2 separate regions of the Homo sapiens genome follow, and region 2 is linked to region 1. Evidence: chromatin loops called from intact Hi-C (ENCODE). Cell type or tissue: heart right ventricle. All regions are shown on one strand. Links, peaks and the distances in the headings refer to the core of each region. The heading gives the core; the rest is flanking DNA.

The links. Hi-C counts contacts between places; a loop is a spot of excess contacts. Peaks named below come from ENCODE experiments on the same cell type or tissue, not always from the same donor. Only the 100,000 strongest peaks of a DNase experiment are listed, where the experiment ranks them.
Region 2: a loop joins it to region 1, with 2.4 times the contacts of the local background. A loop is called at or near these places in 14 of 110 quality-filtered maps.

Annotation. Positions count from the first base shown.
Region 1 is chr10:5,536,946-5,546,446 of GRCh38, forward strand. No RefSeq gene overlaps it. Among named protein-coding and RNA genes, the nearest start is that of CALML3-AS1, 15 kb to the left of the region's middle. RefSeq lists enhancers at 2,191-2,690, 9,427-9,501. In heart right ventricle, for the core only: no CTCF peak of the experiment used is centred there; no DNase peak of the experiment used is centred there; H3K27ac peaks cover 539 bases.
Region 2 is chr10:5,593,020-5,602,520 of GRCh38, forward strand. It overlaps LASTR (lncRNA associated with SART3 regulation of splicing), which reads right to left and starts at 3,099. Exons shown (of 2, transcript NR_134491.1): 1 at 2,992-3,099; 2 at 1,965-2,560. RefSeq lists enhancers at 3,007-3,301, 3,587-4,459. In heart right ventricle, for the core only: no CTCF peak of the experiment used is centred there; no DNase peak of the experiment used is centred there; H3K27ac peaks cover 374 bases.

The sequences.
Region 1 (9,501 bases), core at 822-8,821:
AGATCTGAAACAGAAGCCAAGTTTTCATCACGATGGCTGCATAGCCAGGTGGAGGGATGGTGAATGTCTACCCTATTTCCAGCCCTTTGAATATTCTTTTTTTTTTTTTTTTCCCAAGACGGAGTCTTGCTCTGTCACCCAGGCTGGAGTGCAGTGGCATGGTCTCAGCTCACTGCAACCTCACCTCCCGGGTTCAAGCGATTTTCCTGCCTCAGCCTCCCAAGTAGCCGGGATTACAGGTGTGTGTCACCACACTCAGCTACTTTTTGTATTTTTAGTAGAGACGGGGTTTCACCATGTTGGCCAGGCTGGTCTTGAACTCCTGACCTTGTGATCCGCCCACCTCAGCCTCCCAAAGTGCTGGGATTACAGGTGTGAGCCACCGCGCCTGGCCCTTTGAATATTCTTGACCACATTTTCCCTGTGGAGGACAAAGGTCATCTCACCTGCCCAGATGCTGCACCCTAGAGGCTGCCTCGGGTCTGTGTTCAAGAGCCATAAACACAGACTGAAGTCAGGCTTCTTTATAATGGCCGATAAAAGATGTGGTGACCTAAATCCTTTCTTCTGTGTTTCCATCTGACCTCCTGCCTTCCTCTCTGTGGCCCAACTCAATTTCCCTACATGGGAATTTTTCTCTGCCAGACTTCTCATGCTGTCCATTTTGTATTTCCAACTCTCATCGCCTTTAATTCTCTTGTAAATCTCATTCTTGTTTTTCCAGTCTTCACTTTTTTAAATTTTTAATTTAATGTAATTTAATTTTTTTGAGATAGGGTCTTGCTCCGTCATCTGGGCTGGAGTGCAGTGGCACAATCTTGGCTCACTGAAGCCTCAATCTCTCAGGCTCTAGCGATCCTCCTGCCTCAGCCCCACAAGTAGCTAGGACCACAGGTGTGTGCCGCTGCCACCACACCCAGCTAGTTTTACAGTTTTTCTTGCACAGACAGGGTCTCACTATGTTGCCCAGGCTAGTCTCAAACTCCTGGGCTCAAGCAATCCTCCCCTCCTTGGCCTCCCAAAGTGCTGGGATTACAGGCTTGAGCCACCGCGCCTGGTCCATTCTTCGCTCTTTAAAGCCTAGGTTGCTCTGCCAGTGCTCTCCTCTCCCATTTTCTTTTTCCTTTGTCCTCCTCCTCCTTCTCACTCACCCTCCCTCTCTCTCTTCCTTTCACCATCTCTCTACATCCAGATCTCTGCCCTCTCTCTTTTCCGCTGCTCTCTGTTTTTGCTTTTTCTCCGTAACTACTGCCTTCGTGTCTTCTGTTTCTTCTACTCCTTTTTTTGTTTGTTTGAGACAGAGTTTCACTCTTGTTGCCCAGGCTCAAGTGCTATGGCACAATCTCGGCTCACTGAAACCTCTGCTTCCCGGGTTCGAGCGATTCTCCTGCCTCAGCCTCCTGAGTAGCTGGGATTACAGGCATGCACCACCATGCCCAGCTAATTTTTGTATTTTTAGTAGAAATGGGGTTTCACCACGTTGGCCAGGCTAGTCTCAAACTCCTGACCTCAGGTGATCCACCCGCCTCGGCCTCCCAAAGTGCTGAGATTACACGCGTGAGCCACCGTGCCCGGCCTGTTTCTTCTACTCCTGACCCTCTCTCCCCATCTTTGCTCGGTACCGCCACTTCTTTCCAAATACAACCCAACTTCCACTCTGGCCTAACATATTTTTCCCTGGTACTCATTCATTGTTTAAGAATGTCTTTGATCTTGGGACACAGCCTTAATGCAAGTTGTTTTTCCTTCCTGTGGTAAGAAAGCTTCAGGAGCCTTTTCCCTTCAGGCTGCAGAACTGGGAGCAAGCACAGCTGATGCCAGCTCCTCCTGCTCCTGTTTTCACAGGTCCTGCCCTCCAGGGGAATGTTCCAGGTACATTCTGCGTCTCAGAGATAATGCAAAAGCCAAAGAGACAAGCACAAGTCAGTTATTTGGGGACCCCTCTAACTGTGTTTTCTTTAGTTCCATCTGTTTCTGTCTGACTTTCTACAGAAACCTACACCCTGTATGCTTTATCACTCAGGGAATAAGTTCTGCTGGAACGTCCTCGATGAGCTATGCATAGCAAAGTTAAGTCTTGTTCCTCAAATAGCTCATTCTCCAGGATCTGTGGACACAAAACAATCACCGTAAACAAGCAGGGGCATGTAAGCAACCAGACGCACAATGCTGACCACAGAGGCGCCTGGTCTGAGAAGGGAGAGCCCAGGGCAAGCCGGAGGAATCACCGACACCTTGCAGGAGAGGAGGGGAGAGGAGGGCTGGGCTGCGCTTGAAGGGAGGAGGGTGCCGTCCACTTCATACCCACAGACCCGCTCTTTTGTCCTAAAACAGGGATGATGTATTTCATATGGAGGAGTTCTGTGTCTCCCCATGTCTCTAGCAAAATTGACTTTTTCTAAGCTGCCCTTGAGAGGATTCAAGTAGCAAAAGTTTCTGTGGTCTTATCACCACCATTAAAGTCATGATTTCAAAGACGAGAGCCGCATGGAAGGAAGTTCTTATCACCTGACCGTAGGGTACAGACACCCCGAGGGGAAGGCCCTGTTGCTGTAGCTGCTGGTTCAGTCGCTTGGAAGGAAGTTCCTATCGCCCGACCCTGGGGAATGGACACCCCAAGGGGAAGGCCCTGTTGCTTTAGTTGCTGGTTCGGTCACGTAGCACAGCCCACTGTCTCATTAGGCTGAAAATATTAGACAAATGAAATCAATTTGAGCAGAATTAATGCCACAGATCGCAGAATTTGGAAGGCCATGAAAGAGAGATCTTCTCCCCAGGGTGAAAGTCAAGGTCTTTCTTGAGGGCAGTTTACCCCAAGAGCCAAGGATTAAAAGTGTGCCCATAATATCCTGCTTTCCGGTTGGTTCAATTTTAAGAACATTTAAGGTCCCGCCATGTGTTAAGAAGTGGGATGGGAGCTTGACCACTGTCTTGCACAACTCAAGGGCACCTTCACAGTATGTCTCATGTCTGTGGACAATGTCACAATATGTCTGCCTGGATGTGTGCTAGGCAAAGGTCCTCACATAGAAGACAGAAGATGCAAAAATAAATGGGTTTGTTGGGGTGTTTTGTTTTGTTTTGGTTTGTTTTTTTGTTTTTCAGAAAGTATCTCACTCTGTCACCCAGGCTGGAGTGCAATGGTGCAATCTCGGCTCACTGCAGATTCCGCCTCCCCAGGCTCAAGCCATCCTCCCACCTCAGCTCCCAGGCCTCCCCCGTCACCAGTAGCTGGGACTACAGGCGTATACCACCACTCCTGGCTAATTTTTGTATTTTTTGTAGAGCCAGGGTTTCACCATGTTGCTCAGGCGGGTCTGGAACTCCTGGACTCAAGTGATCTGCCCACCTCGGCCTCCTAAAATGCTAGGACCTCAGGCATGAGCCACTGCGCCCAGCTGGGGTTGTTGTTTGACGGGTAGACAGTTACCGTTTGGGATGATGAAATTCTGGAAATGGATGGTGGTGACAGTTCTAGTTTGATTTCATGTGACTTAGTGTTGAGACTAAGGCATTGAGACTATGGTACACTTAATGCCACCAAATTGTGTACCTAAAATGGTAAATTTTATGCTATATATTTACCTTGATCAAAATAAACAAAAACAAATGAGAAAAGTCCTTGAACCCAAGAAACTCACAGACCCAGGTGATAAAGGGTGTAAAATAAAATAAGGGCAATGTATAAATAGGCATCCGCCACCCTAAGATCACAGAGTGGGGCATGACTGGTTGGCACGGGATGCTGAATTATCAGTAGATACTACACATTGGATGAACAGGGAGCTTTGAGAGGGATGGTAGTACACCGAGTCTGGAAGCAGGGCTAAGGGTTCATTGGCTGAATAGACCCTAGTATCCTCTGGAATATCCTTAGAAAAGCTTGGACCCTGGCTCTCTTGGTCAAGAAGACTCCATCCACATGGATAGGGTGGATTTGGAAGGGAATACCACACAAGTAGGAAGAAAAGACACTTCTAAAACCAGAAGACTGTCTGCTGGCCAAGGAAGGGTGGAAGACACAGAGAGAAGACCGGAGGTGGCCCTGGCAGGGTGAGAGCTCCTACAGCGGTTCTTCTAGAGGCCAGCCCAGCGGTGGATTGGGAGTCATGCATGGGCAGGGAAAAGGACTTTAAAATTAAGTAATACCAAGGAAACCCTGTCCCTCCTTGACTCATCTTACAGGCCCCACTCCTTTCCTGCCATTGAGAAATTAGGGCTGTAAAACTGACTGATAACCTGGTTCTTGGGAGCTTGATTACAATCACCTGCTTTGGAGAACAATCACAGGCCTAAGAAGAGGGGAAAGGTTTCTAGTAAAGGGTATGGCAGACAACCAAGAATTTTTCTTCTCCTTTCAGGTGAATCTTTTAACCTAATATCCACATTTTTCTAACCAGAAATGAAATTGCATGGTGAAAACATTACTGTTATACTAGGGGAGCAAGAGGACAGAACATTTGAAATTGGAACATTGCTAAAAAGTCCAAATTTGTTACATCCCAATTATACTCCCAGGCTTCCAGAAATATCTGGAGAACAGCAATTTATGGAGAGTTCTGTCCACAGACACAATATGTTTCAGACTTCTGTCTGCTCCTCAGTGAAAGAATCACAGAGGCTTAAAAGCAAATAGTCGCAAGGGACCCAAGAGATAAAAGAGTCCAGCTTCCTCACTGTAATAGAAACACCACCATACCGTGTGCACACTGCTTGGGCATTTAATAAATGCTGGCTTTGGATTGTTTAATACAATAACTCTATAAAGTGGGCATTTTATTATTTCCATTTTATAGATTTTAGAAATGAGGCTCAATTAGATAAAATGAGATGCAGTGCCTGGGTCACATTGCTAGAAAATGAGAGCCCAGTTTTTAAACTTGTATCTTATGACACACTACCCACTGCTCTTTCCATTTAAAAAAAAAAACTTTCTGATCATAAAAGGTAGAATTCTTAACTTTAGATAATTCAGAAGAGGATAAGGAGGAAAATAAAGGGCAGTTAACATAAAATTGGAATCACACTATACACACATTTTATAATTTATATTTTTATATAATATATCATGAACATTTTCCCATACTTCAAAATATATACACTAAGATAGACTATATTCAGGGCCACAAAACAAACCTCAACATATTCAAAAGAATTCACATCTTATAGCGTGTGTTCTCCAATCACATGGAATCAAACTAGAAATCAATAACAGAGAAATGATAGGAAAATCTCATAACACTTGAAAACTAAATAGCACACTTCTAAATAACCCAGAGGTCAAAGAGGAAGTCTCCAGATAATTTTTTAATACATTGAACTGAATGAAAATGAAAATTCAACATATCAAAATTTGTGGCACTCAGCTAAAGCAGTGCTGAGGGGAAAATTCATAGCACTAAATGAATATATTAGAAAAAGGAAAAATTCAAATAAATAATCTAAGCTTCCACCTCAAGAACCTAAAAAAAAAGTAAATCCAAAGAAAGCAGAAATAAAGAAATAAAAACCAAACTCCATGAAATTGAAAACAGAAAAAAATAGAGAAAATCAATCAAGAACTAGTTTTTTTATAAGATCAATAAAATTGGTAAACTTCTAGTAAGACTGACAAAGGAAAAAAGAGGAAAGACATAAATTACAAATATCAGAAATAAAACAAGGATATTACCATAGACCCTACAGATATCAAAAGGATACTCATGGAATGCCACAAAAACTTTATCCACGTAAATTTTGACAACTTAGATGAAATAGACCAATTCCTTGAAAAATGTAAACTATAACAACTCATCAAATATAAAGTAGATGATTTGAATAGCCCTGTAACTATTAAAGAAATTTAATTGGTAATTTTTAACCTCCTAAAAAAGGAAATCTCCAGGCCCAGATGGTTTCCCTGGAGAATTCTGGATTGCTTCCAGGTTTGGGCTATTACAAATAAAACTACTACACACGCTGTGTACAGGTTTTTAAACAAATACGAACTAAGGATAAGTGCAACAACCTAGATGGGTCTTAGTGAATTATGTAGAGTGAAAAAAGCCAGTCCCAAAAGGTTTCACACTATATGATTCCATTTATAACAATCTTGAAATAACAAAATCATAGAGATGAAGAATAGGTTAGCTGTTTCCTGGGATTAAGGTGAGAATGGCACAGGAAGAAAGGGGGCATGGCTATAAAAGGGCAACACAAGTGATCCTTGCAGTGGTGAAAATGTTTTGTTGCTTGACCATATTAAGGTCAATGTCCTGGTTGCTGTCTTGTACTACAGTTTTGCAAACTGCTCCCATCTGGGGAAATTGGTGAAAGATACACAGGATCTCTGCATTCTTTCTTAAAATTCTTTCTTAAAAGATAAAACATTTAATTTTTAAAAATTAAAATAAAATGGAAATCACACTAAACATACATTTGTATTTTATAATTTTTAATATTTCATGAGCATTTTCTCATTGTCTAAAATATTTTTATGTATTATATTTTTTGATTTCTTTATACATCAACTATGGGTGTACTATAATTATTTGATTATTTCTTTTCCTTATGAGCTTGGATTGTTTCAAATTTTTTTATTATTATGAAAACTGATGAGAAGAACTTCCTGGTGCCCTTTTTTTTTAGAAAAAAAATTGTTGAGATATAAGTCACATACCATGTAATTCACTCATTTAAAGTGTACAGTTTAACATTTTAAAAATAATTCAGTGTTGTACAACCCTCACCACAATCTAATTTTAGAATATTTTTGTTCTGCTAAAATAAACATCATACCCATTAGCAATGAATCTGCATCTTCCCAACTTTCCTACTCCAAACTTAAGCAACCCTACTCTACTTTTAGCTTTACAAATTTGCCTATTCTGGATTTATATAAACAAAGTCATAGGATGTGGTCTTTTGTGCCTGGCTTCTTTCACTTAGCGCAGTGTTTTCAAGGGTCATCCATGTTGCAGCAAATATCACTACTTCATACCTTTTTACAGCAGAATAATATTCTACTATATGGATAGATCATATTTTATTTTTTCAATAGTGGTGAATATTGGGGTCTTTTCACTTTTCAGTTAGTATAAATAGTACTGCTATAAACACATACAATTTTTCTGTGTGGACACATGTTTTCATTTTCTTGGGCTTACACCAAGAGTGGAATTGCTGGGTCATACGGTAACCCTATGTGTAACTTTTTAACCTGGTGCCCATTTCTGATTATTTCTTGAAGACACTGTCCTAGAAATGAAAATAATTGGTCAAAGCCCATAGTCACCTTTATGGTTTCTGATTCATATTGCCAAATTACACATCTAAAAATTGTGCCAACTTCTGCTCTCACTGTCGTGCAGGACAATGCTTTCATGGTACAATTATGAACTCCAGAAGGTCTCCATGATCTGATCCTCTGTCATCTGATCTCAGTTTGGGTCCACGGGACTCACGAGGCAGCCCCCTCCTTTTCTAGATCAGGCTTTGTGAAGCAGCCAGAAGACCTGGTTCTCCCAAGCCTGCTACTTGCTGGCCATGTAACCTTGAGCAAGTTATTTCCTCCTCTGCAAAAGGAAGACAATACCCTCCTGCCTACTTCACTCAGACGTTCTGAAGATCGATGTAGCAATGTGGTGTAGACATGCTTTTGTAACGTGGACACACCCAGACAGGAATAAGTCTTGTCCAGGGAATATTTTTTGACAAACACTGCTTAACTGGTTTGTCCTCTGAGTGTCACAACTTTTGGCAGAACTTGGTAGTTGGAGGTCAGTGGTTGGCTGGTTCAGGTATATCTACTTTCACAGAACTTGAGAACAAACAAATTTTTTTCTCATATGAATTTGACTGCACTGCATGATTTTGATGTGTTATTTATTAAGCTGAACAACACACACACACCCACGTACATGTGCACACACACTACCACCAGTGGCCAAGTCAAGGAGGGACAAAGAAGGTGAAGGTGCCCTTGAATCTATTCTTCAACAGTGAAGTTTTTGTTCTTACTGATAAAAGTTCTTCCTTCCATTGAAATGAAACTCTCCCCCCACAGAAATTCTCATCAGTAGTCTTTGCTTGGCCCTCAGTCCTGTGGCCATGCCCCATTGCAAAGTTTTTCTCTAAGACTCTTCCCACAAGCCCAGTGCCTTCCTCTGCAACCAGGAGGACAGTGAGGTCCCCCTGGCCAGCTGATGGCTCCACACCGAGCCCAAGGTGACCTGTGCCTGTTCCCTGGTCAGCATGCTGGCATCTGTACTACTGGGCATTTTTCCATTGGTTCATGGGAGGTCCTGCCTAACTGTGGGATGATGAGAAGACAGAAGAGGCCACTATGACCAGAGGTGGGCCAGTGACCTGGAATCAGGGCTGGCTGTGGCCTCACTGGGTGCTGATGAGCATCTGGCCTGGGGCCTGGGAATGAGATCCCACCAGATGGTCCCCAAGGAGCTGTGTGTGTCCAGTGGAGAAGGCCTGTATCTTACTCAACTTTCTTTGCTAGACCCAGAAGGTTTATTTGAGAGGGGAAGATATTTAATTAAGTAAGATTAGCTGCTAGGTAGTAACTGCCTCCTATGTTCCAGCACTGTACATAGGTCATCTTTAATCCTCACAGCAATCTCCCAAGTAGGCATCACCACCCATTTCTCAGATAAAGAAACTGAGACTCTGCGAGGTTAAGTCACTTGCCTGAGCCCATAAAGCTAGGGCCAGCAGAGCAGCCTTTGCAGCCAGGTCTCACAGACTCCAAAGCCCACACTTTCCTCATTTCATGATCACACTGTCTGTGAGCTGGAGCCCCACACCCAGGGCTGCCCTAGCCCGCTGTGCAAAGGGTCAGCCCAGCAAGAATGGAGGTTCCCGGAGCCAGCAAGGACCCTGCCCAGGGCTGGGTTCAAAGCACCAGCTTTAACAGCTGTCGGAGGGAAAGCAGTGAGCAAATGTGCTCAGTGTCTCAGTCCCAAAAAGGTGGATATGGCCGCGCCCACCTGAGCCGGAGTCCCTCTCCCAGTCCCTGGGTGGCTTGGGCCTTCTTGTGTTTGTTCTGGCTTCTCGCCTTCTCCCCTCTTCCCCTGCAAAGCCCTTTGTGTAATGGGTTTTCCCTTCCAACTCAATCTCAAGAATTGTTTAGCCAAGGAGGGCCCTTGAGTCTCTCCCTGGGTGTTTGTTTTTGTTGAGAGGAAGCGCTAGTTATGAGTCAGTCCACCAGCAGCATATCCGAGAGCAGGCCCAACGCGGTGGGGCGCGTGCTCTGCTGATCCGCAGCCATCCGGGTTCAGCCCAGCCTGGCCAGCAGCTGCGGGTCACCAGCCAGAGCCATCACAGGGCGGGTTGTTAGGAGCAGTGTGTGGCAGGCATGACCCTCCTGGTGGGGGACAGAGGGGACGGTCCCCAGGGAAGGGAGCCACAAGGCAGACCACAAGCTGGACAGAAGTCAGGAACGCAGGCTGAGGAAAACCATTGCAGTTCTGTTCTAGGAGCCCAGAATGCCAGAGCCAAGGACACCCTCCT
Region 2 (9,501 bases), core at 830-8,829, 56 kb after region 1:
TACCTAAATAATTCATTAACATTTTCAGTAGGAAATTTAGAAAATATAAGTGAGTGAGAATAAAACAGAAATCACGTGTTTTCTCACCCACGGAGACACTGCATCCTTCTAGTCTTTTTTCTACACATAAACATATTTTTGTTAAATTATAATTTGTCAAACGAGGGTATTGATTCAGGGAAAGTTAATATTAGATAGTGCTGTTGCTGTCCATGTTCAAAGGTGGTCTAGTGACAATGATGACTCTTTGGACTGAAAAGAGTCACCGGGCATGGTGGCTCACGCCTGTAATCCCAGCACTTTGGGAGGCTGAGGCGGGCGGATCACGAGGTCAGGAGTTCAAGAGCAGCCTGGCCAACATGGTGAAACCCTGTCTCTACTAAAAAAAATACAAAAATTATCTGGGCGTGGTGGTGGGCACCTGTAATCCCAGCTACTCAGGAGGCTGAGGCAAAAGAATACTTTGAACCTGGGAGGCGGAAGTTGCAGTGAGCCAAGATCGCACCATTGCACTCCAGCATAGATGACAGAGTGAGACTCCGCCTCAAAAAGAAAAAAAAGAAAAGAAAAGAGTCACCCTGCAGGAACAATGGCCATTATCTGTCACACGGCTTTTGGACTTACCATTTGCCTGGATGTCTTTGTGTGAAGAAAGCCAAGTCCCCTACCCACCACCTCCTCATCCCCCACACAATCATCTCCATGCAGTTTCACCTTCGTCTTCCAATACCGCACATCTGTGACACGCTGCGAGCAGTGCTGCACAGAAGCATATTTTAAAAGCTTCCTATAACTTCCCCGCCTCTTGTTTCTTTGGTTCAAGAACAGTTGACCCATGGGGCAGGAAAGTATATAAAAATATCCCTATGGGCTGGGCACGGTGCCTCACGCCTATAATGCCAGCATTTTGGGAGGCCAAGGCGGGAGGATCACCTGAGGTCAGGAGTTCAAGACCAGCCTGGCCAACATGGTGAATCTCCATCTCTCCTAAAAATACAAAAATTAACCGAGTGTGGTGGTGCATGCCTGTAATCTCAGCTGCTTGGGAGGCTGAGGCAGAAGAATCACTGGAAGCCGGGAGGAAGAGGTTTCAGTGAGTCAAGATCATGCCATTGCACTCCAGCCTGGGTGACAAGAGCAAAACTCCAACTCAAAAAATAAAAATATCCCTGTGCACCCAGAGGGGGCCCCGATCTCAGGGAAAGGTTGATCTTGGGAGAGGCAGGGCATAGATTAAAAACAATTGTCTAATGCACGATTAAATACGTTCATGGGCTTGCACAGTGTAAGAGCTCAAGAGAGACTTAGAAATAACAGAGTACCTCCCTCCCTCTGCCTTGCAGACAGGGAAAGTGGTTCCAAAAACAGGCTTTCGAAGCCCCAACATGTTTGTTTCTGAGCCCTCACATGGCTTCTTAGCAGTCTTTGGGCTTTCTAGCTCAGGTGCATACACATCAGACACATTTTCATTGAGCTCACAGGAAATCACTGCAGCTCACACAGCTTCCTCAAAAAGGCAAAAATCACCGGGAGAAAGTCACAAGGTTTAAGAACTTTCTCAGCCCCAAAGGGTTAATGGAGGCTGGCAATGCAGCATGATCCCACCCGGGCTTGGACAGGAAAAGAACTCAGGAGCTGTTTTTCTTCTCCGAAAGCCAATCCCAGTGGAGGCACTGGGGTTTTTAAAACCAAATGTCTCTACAGCTTGAAATGAACGACTGCGTGACCTCAGCCGTCACACACACATGGCCCCTGCTGTTAAACCCTGAGCAGGGCTGGGCTCAGGGCATCCCGTAAATATTCGACGTCTGTGAGGCACATGTGGGAGGAAGAGCTGCCATCAGAAGTGGTTTCAGCTGGAAGGCCAGAGTCTCTCTCTCTCTCTCTGTGTCTGTCTGTCTCTGAAAGTTACCGTCATCTGTTAGCAATTTCCCCACTCCCATTAAAGCCAGACACTGGATCCATTTGCGTTGCTGCAGACCACCATAAGGGATTCATTTTTATTGCTTGGATGTGAGTCTCTGAACCACATCAATTACAGCCCTTTGTGTTACCGACCAGGTAGTATGAATGAGACGATGACAATCTTACTGCAGAATGGTTCACAGATTGTACCGAGATGGAATTCTCCGTTCACTGAGAGCAGAGGAGGGAAAAAAATCTAGATTCTAGGCTACAGAGACAATTCAACTCCCACAAAATGTGAGTGCCTTATCAGTCTCAGCAAAACCTCACTCCTGCAGGTGTGGACAGTTGGGACCTGAAACTCAAGTGGAAGGAGTGATTTCCAAAGCTACAGAAACAAACATAACATGATTGTCATTACTAGCAATCATGCATGAAAAATTGAGTCATTAACCCTGTGGAGATATTTCTAAAACACACATTGGACCCAGACTGGAGAACTGAGTTTCCTGCTGCTTCTTCCATGAATTTGTGCCGTGACTCTGGGAACGTCATGCAGATGGAGCCTCAGTTTCCTCTTCTGTCCAGTGAAGGGCTGAAGGGTTTAGATGATCTGAATTTCCCTCCATCTCTAGCTCTCTAGGACTCTAGGCACCTTTATAAAGTGGGGAAATAGAATCATCAGGATAAACTCTTGCAGAAATCATCATACTGGGGCAGTGAGGAGAGGTGAACCATGCTGAGCACTGCACAAAACATTTCGGACAGAAAGTCCTGTGCCTCCCCCAGCTTTCCGTCTAAGACAAGCATGCATGCAATAGCAAGAATCCCTAGGCACAGGACTGAACCAGGACTCCCGGCCACAAAAGCTGCCATGGGAAGCTATAGCTTCTCCAGCTCCTCAGTGGCACCGTTCAGCCCTCAAGGCAGACTCTCACCAGGAGAAGAGCCAGGGTGGCTACGCTGTGGGAGCAGGGGACCCTAAAAGTGCATGGAGAGCGGCCTTCACCCTTGCAGGAAATGCCTGAGCCTCCCAGATGGGCCTGACCTGGCCCGAAGATACCACCCCTCTTAGAGGGGCCTCACCAGCTGACAGATCCATCATATCCCGGCAAAAAGGGGAGTCTGGAACCAGGACTTCACCCACTGTCTTCTCTCTTGCTCTCTTTTGTTTTCTGCAAGTGATGGATGGACGTACTTTGAAGGAAGTTCAGCCTGATAAGTCATTTCCTCCCCCGAAGGCATCTGACTCACCTCTAATTCACCTCCCATGAGGCTGCTCAGGACAGACAATGTGGATTTTTTCCTGAGTTGTAATATACTGTGGCTTCTTCACTCAAGCCCCCACAAGTAGCTTTGCCTGTGCAGGAAACCCAGGCTGGGGCCCTCGGGGCTTGCCGTCATCCTGCTTTTCTGCAACATATCCACCCATCTCCCGTTTCCACTCCAGGAGAACAGAAGGGTGACGCTGCCCAGACTCACAAGAGCTCGGGGTCCAGCTGTGGGGTGCAGCCAGGACCCAATGCCATGTCTGATCCCCACACGGGAGACCACCAGCCTGCTTCGCAAAGGAGTTCAAAGGAAGCAAGCACCAGCCAGGCGAGACACTCATCCAGCTGTGAGCATCACGGCCTAAAGGCAACATGCAGGGGCTCTTTCCCATTTTTAATGGAATCTTAACTGTCCACCAACCACGTCTTCCAGATTTACCCACAAGGCTTGACAGCGTCAGAGGAAAGAAAGGAGATTCTCCCATCCCGTGCTCTTCTTTCTCTCTGCTGGGCGGTTGTGTGTACAGAGCGCAGGCCACCACACACACACACACACACACACACACACACGCATACACACATACACGCACACGCATGCACATACACACATACACACATGCACATACACACATACACACACATACACACATGCAGAGTGCAGTTCGTAGTGGCCATGCATGAGCAGCCCCATCCAGGTGGGCAAAGGGAGTGATGATGAGCAGCCTGGGCCCGAGCTGTGGTCAAGACAGCCCTGCCCCATCGGTTTCAGCCACCCGGAGCGGCCGCCCCACCCGCCTCCTGCAAAGAGGTGAGCTGCCCCTGCCCACTGCTGCTCCAGCTCACACCCGTCATCCGTGAGCCATTACTGACTACCTACAGGGTGCGCCCGCCGTGGTCTGCATGTCCCACAGAAATTACCCAGGGCTGGCCCAGCGGCTCCCAGCAGACGGCCAGGCATGTGCTCCCAGGGGCACTGGTCCTAGACAGATGAGGACACATAGGGACTGACACCCCTGAAAACGCCTGGGGCAGCAGGCGAGTCACCAGGAGGAGGACTCAGGAGCCGGAAAGGAAGGGCCCATCCCTGGAAGCGTCTGAGCAGAGGCTGGGCAGTCCCAGCAGGGCAGTGTCAGAGGGGACTGGAGGCTCCAAAGCTCTGCTGATGCTGAGACCCTATGAGGCTGTGTCCCACCAAATGAGCCTGCTGAGCTCACAGGCCTGCGTCCCACCAACCGGGAGTGCTGGTCCCACAAGGCTTCATTCCACCAATGGGGCCTGCTGAGACCCCATGAGGCTGTGTCCCTTCAACTGGGCCTGCTGACGAGTGAGCTAGAAGTGGATTTCCTGGAAATGAAATCCATGCCATGACCTGAGAAAGGAGAGTGGCTGAGGAGAGGGCAGCAGGGGATGCCCCCCTCATGGGGGGATGCTCCCCACCCCTCCCTTTAGTACTGAGGGACCCCAGCAGCTGCAGAAGACCAGGGACCAGGGGCCGCTGTCATGGCCTGTGTTGAAATGTGAATGCCTCAGGTTTCCTCTCCCTGAATTTTCCCCTTTCCTCTTCCCTGTTTACCTTTCTGCCTCAATATCCCTGAGTACAAATCGCAAGGACACCAACAGCGGCTTCAGTGGGTCCTTGTGTGAGCCAGGCACATGTACTATTATCTCATTTAATCCTGAGGGAGGCGTGAGGCAGGCCGGGGCAGAAACAGCCTGCACATTTTTCTAGCTTTTGGTTCTAAAACCCCAAGCCCCTGGGAGAAAGGGGAAGGTGGAGTGGGCAGAGAGGGCTTGAAGAAGCTTGAGGGGAGAAGGATCTCCCCAACAAGAGATTAATCAGGCCTGATAGGAAGCAGCCAAGGGAGAGGTAGAAACAACAACAGAGGGAAAGAGAGAGAAGGAGAGAGAGAGAAGAATGAGAGAAAGAGAACGAGAGAACAAGAGAGAGAGGAGAGAGAAAATGAGAGAAAAGGAGAACGAGAGAGGAGAGAGAGAGAAGAACGAGAGAGACAGAACGAGGGAGAGAATCAGAGAGAAAGAGAACAAGAGAGAGAACGAGGGAGAGGAAAGCAAGAATAAGAGTGAGAAGAGAGAGCAAGAACACAAGAGAGAGAAGCAGAGAGAGAGAGAAGAACGAGAGAATGAGAGAGACAGAATGAGAGAGAACAAGAGAGAAAGCGAGAGAGAGGAGAGAGAATGAGAGAGAGAGAAAGAACGAGAGGAGAGAATGAGATAGAGATGAGAGAGTGAGAATGCAAGAGAGAGAGGAGAGAGAGAGAAGAACGAGAGAGAGAGAACAAGAGAGAGGAGAGAATGAGAGTGAGATGAGAGAGTGAGAATGTAAGAGAGAGGAGAGAGAAGAACGAGAGAGAGAGAACAAGAGAGAGGAGAGAGAGAACAAGAGAAAGAAGAAGGAGAGAGAACAAGAGAGAGACAGGAGAGAAAGAACAAGACAGAGAGAACAAGAGGAGAGAGAAAGAGAACAAGAGAGAACGAGAGAGAATGAGACGGGAGAGAGAGAACATGCACCCTGGGGAACTGTGCCCATGTTCTCAGCTCCTCTGAGGGACAGAGCTGAACTCTGGAGAGGGCAGATGGACCCCCCCACCTCCTTCACCTCCTGCCCGGGAAGCCAGAGTGCCATGAGACCAGGCCTCGGAGTCTCAGCTGCCCCCGTGCACACAGAGCATAAAGGCCCCACAAGGAAATGAGGGCCCTGAGACCCCCAAGGTTACCCCACAGTCTTTGGGTGGAGAAAGCCGGGGAAGGACTGACTGGAATTTCCCAGGACCCTGCCACCCGGACCTGCACTCAGATGTCAAGTTACTACAGGAAAATAAAGTGTGCTCTATTTCTTCTGCAACTGAGTTTTTGGACCAGCATTTACATATGCGACATTTGTTTTTAAATTCCCAGCTTAACACCTGGTAGTTCCTCAATGCATGTTTATCGAACGACTGCGTGGGCCAGAGTCAAAAAGAGTGCTGCCGGAGAGGCAACAGAAACATACGATTGGCCAGTGGTTCTCAAAGTGTCACCGAGGAACAGCTGAAGGGTTCCAGATCCTTTCATAATAATCCTAAGACACTAATTGACTTCTTCATTCTCATTCTCTCACAGTGAAGTTTCCAGAAGCTACATGACACGCGGTTCAATTCCGATTGAATGCGGAAGGAGATATGACAACCTTAACGTCCTCTATTAAGCCATACATTAAAAGGACTTGCAAGATGTAAAATAATGCCCTTCTTTTCACTGAATTCTTTTGTCTTGAAAAAATATAATTATTTCCTATAAGAATATTTGATGTTGGTGTGCAACAGGTTTATTAATCGACTGATAGATTAATACATGCATATTTTTTAAGTTTCTCAGCTGTAATTGTTAATGCAACATACATTGATAGATGCGGCCATATAAACAAGAGCTCCTCGGGAGCCTCAGTGGTTTTTCAGAGTACAAAGTGAGTCCTGAGACTACCTTGTTTGAGGATCACTGTAATAAACAAAGAGCAGTGCAGGGGCGAGCTGAAGGGGACAGTGGCTTTGTCGCTGACTGTTTGACCTTGAACAGGCTGTTTGACCTTGAGTAGGCTGTTTGACCTCTGGCCTCATCTACCAGTGGAAGATGCTGAGCAAACGGGTCCCAAGTCCCCTCCACCTTTAACCACCTGTAACTCTTGGTTCTTTCACAGCAGAGGCAGAGACTGGGAGCTCAAAAGGCCAAAGGGGCCCTCCCCGAAAGCCTGGCTCCCTGGAGCACACCGTGAGAATGCCACAGCATCGGTCTGCTGGCGAAAAATAACCGCCCTGAGACCTGGGGTCCGAGCACTTCTCCCAGGGCCCGGAGGAGAGGGGTGATGTCAGCGCCCTGCAGCCGGCGGCATTCCTGGGCGCACAGGTCTGTGGGTGATTGCTCAGGAATCCGCCATCCATTCATGCCTCCAGAAATGTCACCTCTAATCCATGCCTGAGCACAGAGTGTTTGCCTGTGTGTGTGTGTGTGTGTGTGTGTGTGTGTGCACCACACTCCATCAAATGCAAGAAGTAATCCAATTTAGGCTCTTACGTCCTTTCAGGGAAGACTCACAGAGAAACAAAGCTCCGAGCCCTGTGTTTCGGGAAGTCACCCCTGTGTTGTGGCCTCAGCAAGCAGAAATTTGAAGGAGCAGGTGGGGGTGTGAGACCCAGCAGTGATGGTGCCCTTCCCGCCTCCTGGCCAGAGGCCCTCCTGCCCATCCCTCCCGGAGCCCACGCTGTCCTCCGTGGGGCTATTGGAAACCTACTCTGAAACTGTTATAAATACTCAATAATAAACAAACATGAGTTATTTCTGAAATGTTCCCAGGAATAGCCAACTGCCCAAATAGCCAAGGTTGTTCTTCAAGTCCTGGGAAAAATAGAAATGTGGGTATGGTTTATTTTTCCTTTGCTCAAAGCAGGATCCTTGGTCACACACATCTAATTTTAGTTTTCTGTTTCTATTTTGTATGTTATCATTGTGTAGCCCAGGGAAAGAGAGAAGAGAGGGGTGGGAGAGAGACTGGGGAAGAATGAGGGGGAGAGAGAGAGAATGAGCATGAAGGGAAGACGGGAGGAAGATTCTGGTCTTCAGCTCTTGCTCCTGTGATAACATTTGGAAAAACAACAGTGTAGTCTTCAATATTTCCTTGGCCCTGCTGGAAGTGAATTTTAGAGACCCAAGATGGTGGGTGAGCCATAGAGAAATGTTATAAATTTCCAAGTCTCCTCAAAATCAGATAATAAGTGAAAATGTAGATAGCTGGAAAAAAAAAAATAAAGGGAGGCCACGATGAAGACCACAGCTCACCCAAGGCATCAGAAAAGGAGTTTCCAGTGAGCAAGGAGGGTCTGGAATTAAGACGTTTTGGGGCCAGGTATGGTGAGTCACGCATTTAATCCCAGAGCTTTGGGAGGCCAAGGCAGGCAGGTCACTAGAGGCTAGGATTTCAAGACCAGCCTGGGCACCATAGCGAGGCTGCATCCCTACAAAAAATACAAAACTTAGCCAGGCATGGTGGTGTGAGCCTGTCATCCCAGCTACTCTGGAGGCTGAGGCGGGAGGATCACTGGAGCCCAGAAATTGGAGGCTGCCGTGAGCTATGATCACACCACTGCACTCCAGCCTGAGCGGACCCTATCTTAAAAAATACTAAAAAGACCCTTTCACAAGGTCACCTGGACACCGGAAATGCCTCTGTTTCCCACATGCTGCTATGGAGGAGAACAAGCAATAGACAGCCCCGATAAATCCCCACCAGTGAGCTGCACTCAGGGCTGGCCCACTCTGACCACTTCCTCCCTTGGCTATTAGGACTCAACCAAATCGGCACGTTTAGCGAGTAGTTGCTGAGATGCCAGACAGCGCTCAGAACTGGGTGCATGCGCTGAGGCTGGCAAAGCCATCCTCCTGCTTGGGAAAGACTAGCAAAGCAGAGTTCTGCCCTGGGACTCTAGAGGGGAGCCCCTTGCAGCTGGCATTCCCCTGACCAGGCCCTCACTTGCCAGGATGGGACCCAGGAGTCCTAACACCAGCCAGGCTTTGCACCCCCTGCCCGTAACACTGGTCTGGAATCTTCAAAGCAGCCACAGAAGCCCCTGAGCCCCCTTCATTTGTTCCTAATCTGCCTTCTCCAGACCCCACCTTCACCCAATTTGGAGCATGTGGCTCTCTCCCCGACTGCAGTCGGTGGTGCCACTGTGTGGATTTGATGTTGGCTTTTGGCCTACCTGGTGTCAGCTTTTCCCAGAAGATCACACTGGGCTTGAGTTCCATTTCTCAATGCACTCTGCTAATTCAACCCTGGCCAAATGAGCTTTCAACACCACAGCCGCCCTGGAAGAATGCGGTGCACACATCAGCACTCTGCTTTAAGCTCCAATGTGCTATTCCTGCTGCAGCCTCAATGCAGACACGGGGTGGGCAAGTAGCCCGTCTGACGAGGGGCCCACAGGAAGTCCGTCACCCTCCCAGGCCCGTCTGACGAGGGGCCCACAGGAAGTCTGTCACCCTCCCAGGCCCACCTGATGAGGGGTCCACAGGAAGTCCATCACCCTCCCAGGCCCACTTGATGAGGGGACCACAGGAAGTCCATCACCCTCCCAGGCCCACTTGATGAGGGGACCACAGGAAGTCCATTACCCTCCCAGGCACATCTGAAGAGGGGCCCACAGGAAGTCCACCACCTTCCTGAGTCCACCTGATAAGGAGCCCACAGGAATCCCATCACCTTCCCAGGTGCTCTTAGCATGTGGGCGTAGTCCTAACATCTGCAAGCATCCTGAGGGGGAAAAATAAATGAAGC